Regions from separate parts of the Mus musculus genome. Here region 1 is linked to region 2. A link is a contact called in ENCODE Hi-C or POLR2A ChIA-PET data. All regions are on one chromosome and are shown on one strand. The core of a region is the stretch at or near the end of the contact, and the rest is flanking DNA. Distances in the headings are between cores, read along the strand shown.

Region 1 (4,360 bases), core at 70-2,569, 42 kb after region 2:
AAAGGCATTTGCCACAAGGGCCTTAGGACCAAGGCAGGCTACTCAGCCAAGATCATTTTTGAAGCTATAGCAGGAAAAAAGTGTCTATCATTCTACCTGGAAGATACGGCTATGTGATGTAGGAGCGAGAAAAATGTTCGTGTAGTTCCCAGCAAACCCTCTAACATGCACACGCAGCACGTGTGACTCTCAGGCCAACCGGGATGCTTCCTCGACCCAGGTCTCTCAAGGACTAGGATACTCTGCACGCCCAATTTACATATCTAATTCGGAACTCAAGCCTGGCTCCTCCCTTCTGACAGATGTCATTTAAACAAAGCATTTCCTTCAGCTCTTTAAGCTGTTTTCCAAGAAATACTCAAGTCAGATTCTCAGGGTCACTTACATGCTGGCGAAGACAGAGCTGGGGCCTCCAAGGCATCCCACCGCAGAGCATTCCAAGTCAGGGAACAGTTGAACTACATGCTCTTTGGCATCCTCAGGCATCCAAGGTGCCTCCCTGTCTTAGGATGCTATTCCACCATCTCCATCACCAAGGGTCACGCCACAGACGCAGGCAGGCTCGCGCGCGCACACACAATCACACACCATAAGCAATGGGCATTTTGGTTAGAATGCTATCCTGCTATTACATTTCGGTGTGGATCCGTGTTAAGGATCTGACCCTGCCCTAGTCTATAAAATGGACTACAGCTATACCTCCACCCTAAGATTTCCAGCTCCGGGAACCTTCAAAGGAAAACCCGCTCTGAGAGAACAACCGCGATCCCAGCGACCTCACGTTCCAGAAGCTCCCTGGGATGAAGACTGATGCAATTCCCTGGCTACGCTAGGGTTTACAGGCACCCCTCACATCACCTGTCCCTTCCTCGGAGTCCCTGGCATCCCTTGTTCCTCCAAGTCCCTCGCACCCCAACCTTCTCCAGTGTTGCCCTACGCCCCTCTCACGCCCTGTCCTTCCCGGCGATCCCTGTCCCTTGCGTCCGATGTTCTTTCTGCGTTCCCCGGTGCCCTCGCCGGCCACGCACGCACCTGTCAGCCTTCGCTGGAGTCCCCAAAACCCGCGGGTAGAACGCGCACCCTCCTCGTCCCAAGCCCCGCGGAAGCTCCTGCGCTCCGCCGCGCCCGACCTCGACCTCCTAGGCCTCTCGGGAACCCGCGGAAGGCCCGCGCAGCACCAGCGTCCGATCCGGGCCGGGCCAGCATGCGCACCATCCGGGCCTCCAGAGCCTCACACACGTGTCACCACGACGTTTAAAGGAGCCGCACTGCAATGTGCTCCCTGAGTCCGCGTGAAGGGCACGTTCGCCTTAAGAGGCGGAGCTAACGGCGACTTGTCTCCCTGGACCCTCCCTTCTCTGCTATTCGCGACGCACACGTCACCCCTCCGCCCCGCAGGCCTGCCAGTCTACGCGATGACGCAAGCGCGTAGAGCTAAAAGCTCCGGAAGCGTCCCGGAGTCCAGAGACCCTGCTGCGGCTTGGCGTGGTTCCCGCGGTGTACGCGAGTGGCGTCACTTCCGCTTGCGTGCCTGACATTGCCAGTGCGCAGGCCCAGTGTGCTGCGGCGAGGAGCTCAGGGCTCACGTTCAGTGCAAGCCACCGAGGCTTTGAAGATTCACCGTTCGTTAGTTCTTACCTGCAGGCGTCCTTTTGAAAAAAAACAAAAAAACAAAAAAAACCCTAGCAAGCCGGGCATGGAATGAGGCCCTGGGTTCCATCCATCACTGCATGAAACAGGCGCTGTGGCACAAGAAAGCAGTTTCTGCAACTCTGAGGAGTGGAGGGGGTGGGGGATGATCAGAACTTAAACGTCATCTCTGGGATCCTTGAGATGCTGGCTATAGCCACTCCACCGCTTAACTTAAGTGGCCAAGGCTGGAGGATCATTGGAGAATGTCTTCTGGACCACGTAGCAGAACCTTGTCTTTAAAAAAGGGGGTGGGAGTGGGGGCTGATGGGGTAGTAATGGCAAAGACCAAATCCTGTTAGCCTATACCAATGTCCCTTTTAGAGCTAGAAAGATGGCTCAGAGGTTAAGATGGCTTGTCGTTCTTTCCAAGGACTTCCCAGCACCCATACAGTGGTGGTTCAAAATCTCATGTAACTCTACATGTGGCAGACACATATGACCTAAATTAGAAAAAAAAAGTTCTCTTAGTTTTAAAAAGATTTTGAATTACATACGTATAGGGGAAGAATATCTGAGTGTAGGTGCCTGTGGAGGCCACTGGTGTCTCATCCTCTCTTAGAACTGGAATTACAGGCAGCTCTAAGTTGTGAGCTCCCAGTGTGAGGGCTGGGAACCAAACTCTGGTACTCTGTAAGAGAAGTAGGGGCTATTAACTATTGAGTTCCAGTCCCAGAATCCTCCCTCTTTATTTAGACCGACTTCTTTGTTCTCTGACCACTCTTTGTGTCTGGCTGGAGCTGGCTCTATAAACCCACTGTTCTAGGCTGGCTACAATGAATTACTGCTTTTGCTGTCCCGAGCCTGATACAGTTCCTGGGAAATTCACTGTTTTAGCACGCTTCCTGTGTGGGAGCTGGCACCTGGCATAAGACCTAGGTTTTTAATCCAGATGTTGTTCTAATTAGCCTGTTACTTTGCAAATTTCTCTTACTTGGAGGCTTGATCTGTGGGGACAAAAAAATAAAATAAAATTCAGAGTCAGTAGCTCAGTTGGCAGGTAATAAATTTAGTCCCCAGGCTGGGCGATAGTGGCACACACCTTTAATCCCACTCAGGAGGCAGAGGCAGGCAGATCTCTAAATTCAAGGCCAGCCTGGTCTACAGAGTGAGTTCCAGAGAGCCAAGGATACACAGAGAAGCCCTGTCTCAAAATAAATAAATAAATAAATAAATAAATAAATGCAATCCCCAGATGCCCCCCAACCCCCTAGTGCAGTGGTGTTATAGAAATGTAATCCCTTCTCAGTGAGAAATCACTCTGCACACTTCGAGATCTGTAAAGAACATACTTTTACATGCAACTGGATGTGGCCAATGCCCAGGGAAGAGCCAGCCTCAAACAGAAGAAGGTCTTATTAACTCATAGACAAGGTAGGCTTGTGCATTGTGCATACTTGACACTTGTAAATCTCTTTTAGGTCCAGATCCCAGATTACATATTGAATAATTTAAATAGAGATGGAAAACTTAACTCTGACCATTTGGGCAGATGGCAGATTCATTCAGCAAAGATATTGTAAGGATTCTTTCTTTCTTTTCTTCTTTCTTTCCTTCCTCCCTCCCTCCCTTCCTTCCTTTTGTTTTAGTTTTCTTGAGACTGGGTTTTCATATGTAGCCTTGGCTGTCCTGGTACTCATTCTGTAGCCCAGGCTGGCCCGGAACTCAGAGATCCACCTGCCTTAGCCTCCCCAGTGCGAGGATTAACGGTGTGCACCACTAGTACTTGGCTAGGATTATTTATTAAGTACATCACTGTTGTCTTTCAAATAGTTGTTACCAGCTTCATCTTGCCCACCTGGCAGAATTGTGCTTTTCCTAATAACCCAGGGAACTTAATGCTAGACCATGTCTTAGTGGCAGCTGTGACCCTGCACTGCCCCCTTGAGCTTCCTGATAAAAGCATGTTCTTTGGGGGTGGGTCTGATGACAGATCAATCCAGGTAAACGTTTACATCCTGGCTTAGTTGGTTTTGCTTATTTCTTAGTAAGCCAGGTTACACACTACTTATCTTTGGAATGTTTTGGAGGCAGCACAGGCTAGATTCTACACAATGCATCCGGAGCGAATCTATCAGTAAATCCTCTATAACATCAATTTGGTTACTTGCAGTTTCTTCTGCATGTGTAGTATACACTTGTAAAGAGGCAGGCAAGACCTCCAGTCACCAACTCTCATCTCGTCGTCCTTGAAGAATGGTGTGCGCAGACAGCCAAGGATACAAATGGGAGCCACTTCACTGTCAATCAGGATTAAAATAAATTAAAACAGATGGCCCACCTGCCACCACCAACAGTAATCGAGTATTGGGGGGAGGGGCAAGGACAGTTGCTTAAGGATCCCTCCTTGCCTGGGACTGGAGAGATGGCTCTTGCAGAAGACCTGGGTTCAATTCCAAGCACCATTAGATGGCAGCTAAGAACTGTAACTCCATTTCCAGGGCATCCTTCTGGTCTCTGCAACATCAGCCGTGCAATACTGGTACACAGACATACATGCAGGCAAAGTACCCATACACATGAAATAAAAATAAAGACAGAAAAGTTCCTCACCAAGTTCACCAATATTAGTAGAACTGCCAAACACATTGCTCAGGTGCCAAACAGAACCCCATATTTAAGCACGGGGTGGCGGTAGCAGATGTCTTCAGGTCGAGGCAGGAGAATCAGG
Region 2 (4,170 bases), core at 1,401-3,900:
AAGAGGAGATCAAGAGAAGGGGGAGAAGAGAGGAGACAAGGAGAAGAAGGGAAGGAAGGAAAGAAGGAAAGAGGGAAGGAGAGAGGGAGAAAGAGAAGGAAAGCTGGTCTCAGTCTCCACATGGCCATTTTATACTATATGATACTCGAGGAGTTCTCTTGTATTTAACCCCTCTAGATCCTCCCAAGTAAAAAGACGTAAAAGTGTATAAAGGGGGCAATGAGCTTCCTTTTCATCCTCCCATGCCGCTCTCTTGAAAGCTTGCACGAATGCCCACATCTGGGATGATGAGATGTCCCAGTGGGTTCAAAAGCGCTTGGTGTTAAGTCTAGCAACCTAAGTTTCATCCCAGGACTGGCAGAGTGGAAGCAGAGAACCCACTCCTGTCTCATAACCTCCACGCGCAATAAATAAATAAATAAATAAATAAATAAAATTTTAAAAAGTTAAAGATGTGAACATCACAATCCTCAAGTCTTTAAAAGTGTTTACTCACATGGCAAAAGGGAAGCTGGGTTTGTGGATGGCTACTACGATCCTTATCCTGAGTTATCTAGGTAGGTGTGACACACAAGTGTCCTGTGAAAGGGCAGCAATTAGACAAAGTGGAGAGATGCTATCCACTGGCTTTAAGGATGGATTCCAAGGGAAGCGAAGCATCCTCTGGAGCTAGGAAAGGAAAGGAGGCCGACTTTTCCCTCCAGTCTCTGGCAGGAACACTACCCTAACAAAATCTTGGTATCAGCCCAGTGTGACCTAATTTGGACTCTCACCTCCAGATCTACAGAGTAAATTTGGGTTTGAGTCCCTCTATTCCTGGCAGTAACAGGAACCAAAGCCTTCCATTTTTCCTTCCCTAGTACAAGTCATGCCTGAGTCAAAGAAGTCACTATTAAACCAACCAGAACAGCAGCTCTTGCCTCACCCAGCGGGCAATAACCAGGGGAGGGTAAGAACAAAGCTTGGCAGAACCCTGGCACCCAGGGGACAACAAAGGACAAGGGGGAGAGAAAAGAGCAGTGGGGAAAGCCAGTGAAGGTTTCCAACCGAAGAAAAAAACCCTGAGGGTCCAAGGGGGCCGAGCAATCCCTCGGGGCCTGCCTGCAGGTGACTGCTTTTCTATCACAAAGGAAGGCACACACCATGTTTACCTGGAAGGTAGCAAAAGCCGGCTTCTTCCACTGAACAGGAAGGCACAGACCTCTAACATTCAAGGAAACAGTCAGTGTTCACACATCTGAAGCTCTGGGAGTTGTTAGCCATAATCCTCATGGCTTCACCGGGTCAGGGTTCTCTAAGGGCTCCCCTGCAAAGCCCTAACACTCTTCCCTCTTGGTACTTTAATATTCCTCACCAGAGTGTGAGGAGGCAAAGTTACCTGTGAGGCAACACACCGGAGTTTGGCTCCACTAAGCCGTATAAGCTTGTTAAGTTCCTGAGCCATACTTCCCTGCCAAACCAGTAAAAGGTCACCACTCGCCCTACCTGCCATTCCTTCTTCCATTCCTCCTGGAAACAATGCTAACAACCACGTAAAGCATTTCAAATAACCTTCTACAACTCCAGAGACTGCACACCCTCGGAGGGACCAGAGCCCTGGCTGTTCGCCAACAAGCAGCAAGGTTAGCCAGGAGAGTCTAAATCGCTTCTGCCCTGGTGGAGGATGTGGACTGGTGTCATTACCCGGCTACCTTCAGGCAACAGCTCAAACTTGATCCCCTTGCCCGGTGTGGTCAGGCCCTGACTGACAGACCAGGGGACCAGGAGCTAATTCACAATGCGACGGTAGCACGAACCTGACCGACGTCCCCGGCTCAGAGGCCCCGGTCAGGCCACTTGTGTTCATCTCAGAACAAAGAGCTGGATGGGGCACATAACTTCTAACACCCCTGAGAGCCGGAAACTACTAGGGAACACAGGCCGGCCGGGCGTGTTAGTCCCGCGGCCGCTCGCGGCGTCTGCCACCCCGGTGACAAGCAGCAGGCGACTCGTCTTAAAGACTACGACCCCGGTCACCTGGCCCTGACTCCCCTCGGCACCCCGGGGCTCCTCAGCATCCTCATGACCCTCAGCGCTCCGGTTAACCCCCGCCGCGGAGACCCTCTAACCCCGGCGACTCCCCTTCCGGGGCCCCTAGACTCGCAAACCTCAGCCCCAGCGACCCCCAGGCCCGAGTAACCTCGGTCCTGGAGCCCGAAAGCAATTCCCGGTTTTACACCCGTCTCCGTCGGCGCCCTCAGGTTCGGGCGACCCCTGCCGTGACCCTCCAGGCCTGGGTGACCCACAGCCCCGGCAACCCTCAGGCTCGAGTGACACTCAGTTCCCAGCGACCCTCAGGCCCGGGTGACTCTCAGTTCACGGCGACCCAAAGGTCCAGGCGACCCTCAGCCCCGGCGACCCTCAGGCCCTCGAGCGTCTGGGCAGTCACCCCCGGGCCCTCGCACTGCCGCCACCCGGCGCTCCGCGTCCCGTCCCAGGGACACCGGCGCAGGCGGAAGCTCACGAAGGGGCAGCGGACCGGCCCCACTCACCATAGCTGTCATCGTCCTCCATGGTGCTGGCGACCGGCTCCGGCCCGCGACCGCCACTGACCTCCCGCAGCCCGCGTCCTGCCAGACACCAGCTCGCCACAGGCCAGCTCCGAGCCGCGGAGCCCCGCCCCCCGCACCGCGCCCGCACTGCCCAGCACGCGCCTGCGCACGCGCCGCCCGAGGCACCGCCCCCGGCACAAGGTCCCGCCCACAGCCAAAACGCGCGTGCGTGAACGCCCTCTAGGCCCCGTCCCCTTGAGGACCTCTTTAGTTTGCGTTTACGCAAGCGCGGCACCTAGGCTCTGCCTATCTATGACTCCGCCCCCAAGTCACGCCCTCTCTCCTTAGGTACCGCCCCCTCTCCTCGGGGCAGGGCAGTTTCGGGTTTCAAGTTTCACAAGCGTGCGTAGGCCGCGGGCGTGGTTTACTAGCCAGGGCCAGCGTCCAGCCACTCGGCTGGTTAAACATACTCAAGGTCACGGGTATAACCCGAAGGGTAAGGTGGCCCTAGCTGTATCCGCCTCGGACACCAACACGTCGAGGAGGAAATTACCTAAACTCATCTGTGTTCGTTACTTATACTTCCTACCGGCGCCAAGTTGCACAGGAGGACATAACTTCCAAATTAGTAGCCTCAATTTACAGGCTCTGCTGCTTTCTTCGGGAGGACCGGTTGATCCCCCTTTGCAGTTGTGGCCAGGGGCTGCTTCTGTGGAGGTGAGAGCATTTATGCGGTAGGAGGTCTCTGCAGAATTAATCAGTGGAAGCACCAACCAATGATCTGAAAAGGCCCTTAGGGAACACCCTGTCCTGTGAACTCTAGCCAAGTGACCAGCAGGGAGTGCATTGCAGCTCAATGACAGAGCACTTGCCTAGCAATGTGAGAGACCCTAGATTGCATCCCAGAGACCAGGGGAAAGGAGAAAACTAATTCCCAGACTCAGAGGGTCTTATATGGGCTGGGGCATCTCTGGGTGGTAGGTCCCTGTCCAGGATGTCCTCCACCACAGCATGCACAAACCCTTCTTACCCCAGAAAGGCCTGGGGTAGTGGTGCTTGCCTGTGGCATACCTGTTGTTAGTCTAGCGTCCCAGGAAACTGAGGCAGGAGGACAATATAGTGAAACTCCACCTCAAAAACAAAACAAAACAAAACAAAACAAAAACCTACAAATACAGCAAAAGAGACACTGGGAAGTTTTGGGACGGGTCTTCCTGATTGAAACAAAGACTTGAAATCCCCCATGCAGCCCCAGAACCAGCCTTCTACCCCCACAGCTCCCTCTCTCTGCAAATCACTGCCTGTAGAGGGTTGTGGGAATCTCTGGGCTTCTGCAGGGCATGAAGGGGCCAGGCCAACCACATGGGGAGGAAGGAGAGTCAGGTCTTTCCTTGTGGGTCCTTCTCTTCGCTGGATGGGCTGCAGCAATCCTTTCTCCCCCATGGCCAACAGCCTTAGTCTGTAATTGCTCAAAATCTCTGTACAACTTAAATAAATTTAAATTCCCCAGTGTGCCACCTTATACCTGTGTCCTGTGGCAGACATGCTGCAGTGGGTATATGCATATTTTCTGAGAAAGATATATGAGGAAAATTGACAGAAATGAAAGGGGAGGTGGAGAAAGTGGGACTTATTTTTT

What was found. A loop is a pair of places that touch in the nucleus more often than their neighbours do. ChIA-PET counts read pairs that join two places held with the same protein, here RNA polymerase II (POLR2A).
Region 1: a loop to region 2 is called in a map of left cerebral cortex, with 3 times the contacts of the local background. The contact joins the promoter of Usp36 here to the promoter of Cyth1 in region 2. A Hi-C loop is called at or near these places in 3 of 37 maps with a recorded cell type or tissue (T-helper 1 cell, T-helper 2 cell and left cerebral cortex). POLR2A ChIA-PET finds 5 or more read pairs at or near these places in 3 of 5 experiments (Patski and embryonic stem cell).

The regions. Positions count from the first base shown.
Region 1 is chr11:118,288,925-118,293,284 of GRCm38, forward strand. Usp36 (ubiquitin specific peptidase 36) reads right to left here and starts at 1,320. Exons shown (of 21, transcript NM_001033528.1): 1 at 1,033-1,320.
Region 2 is chr11:118,245,908-118,250,077 of GRCm38, forward strand. Cyth1 (cytohesin 1) reads right to left here and starts at 2,651. Exons shown (of 14, transcript NM_011180.4): 1 at 2,532-2,651. The coding sequence starts at 2,553.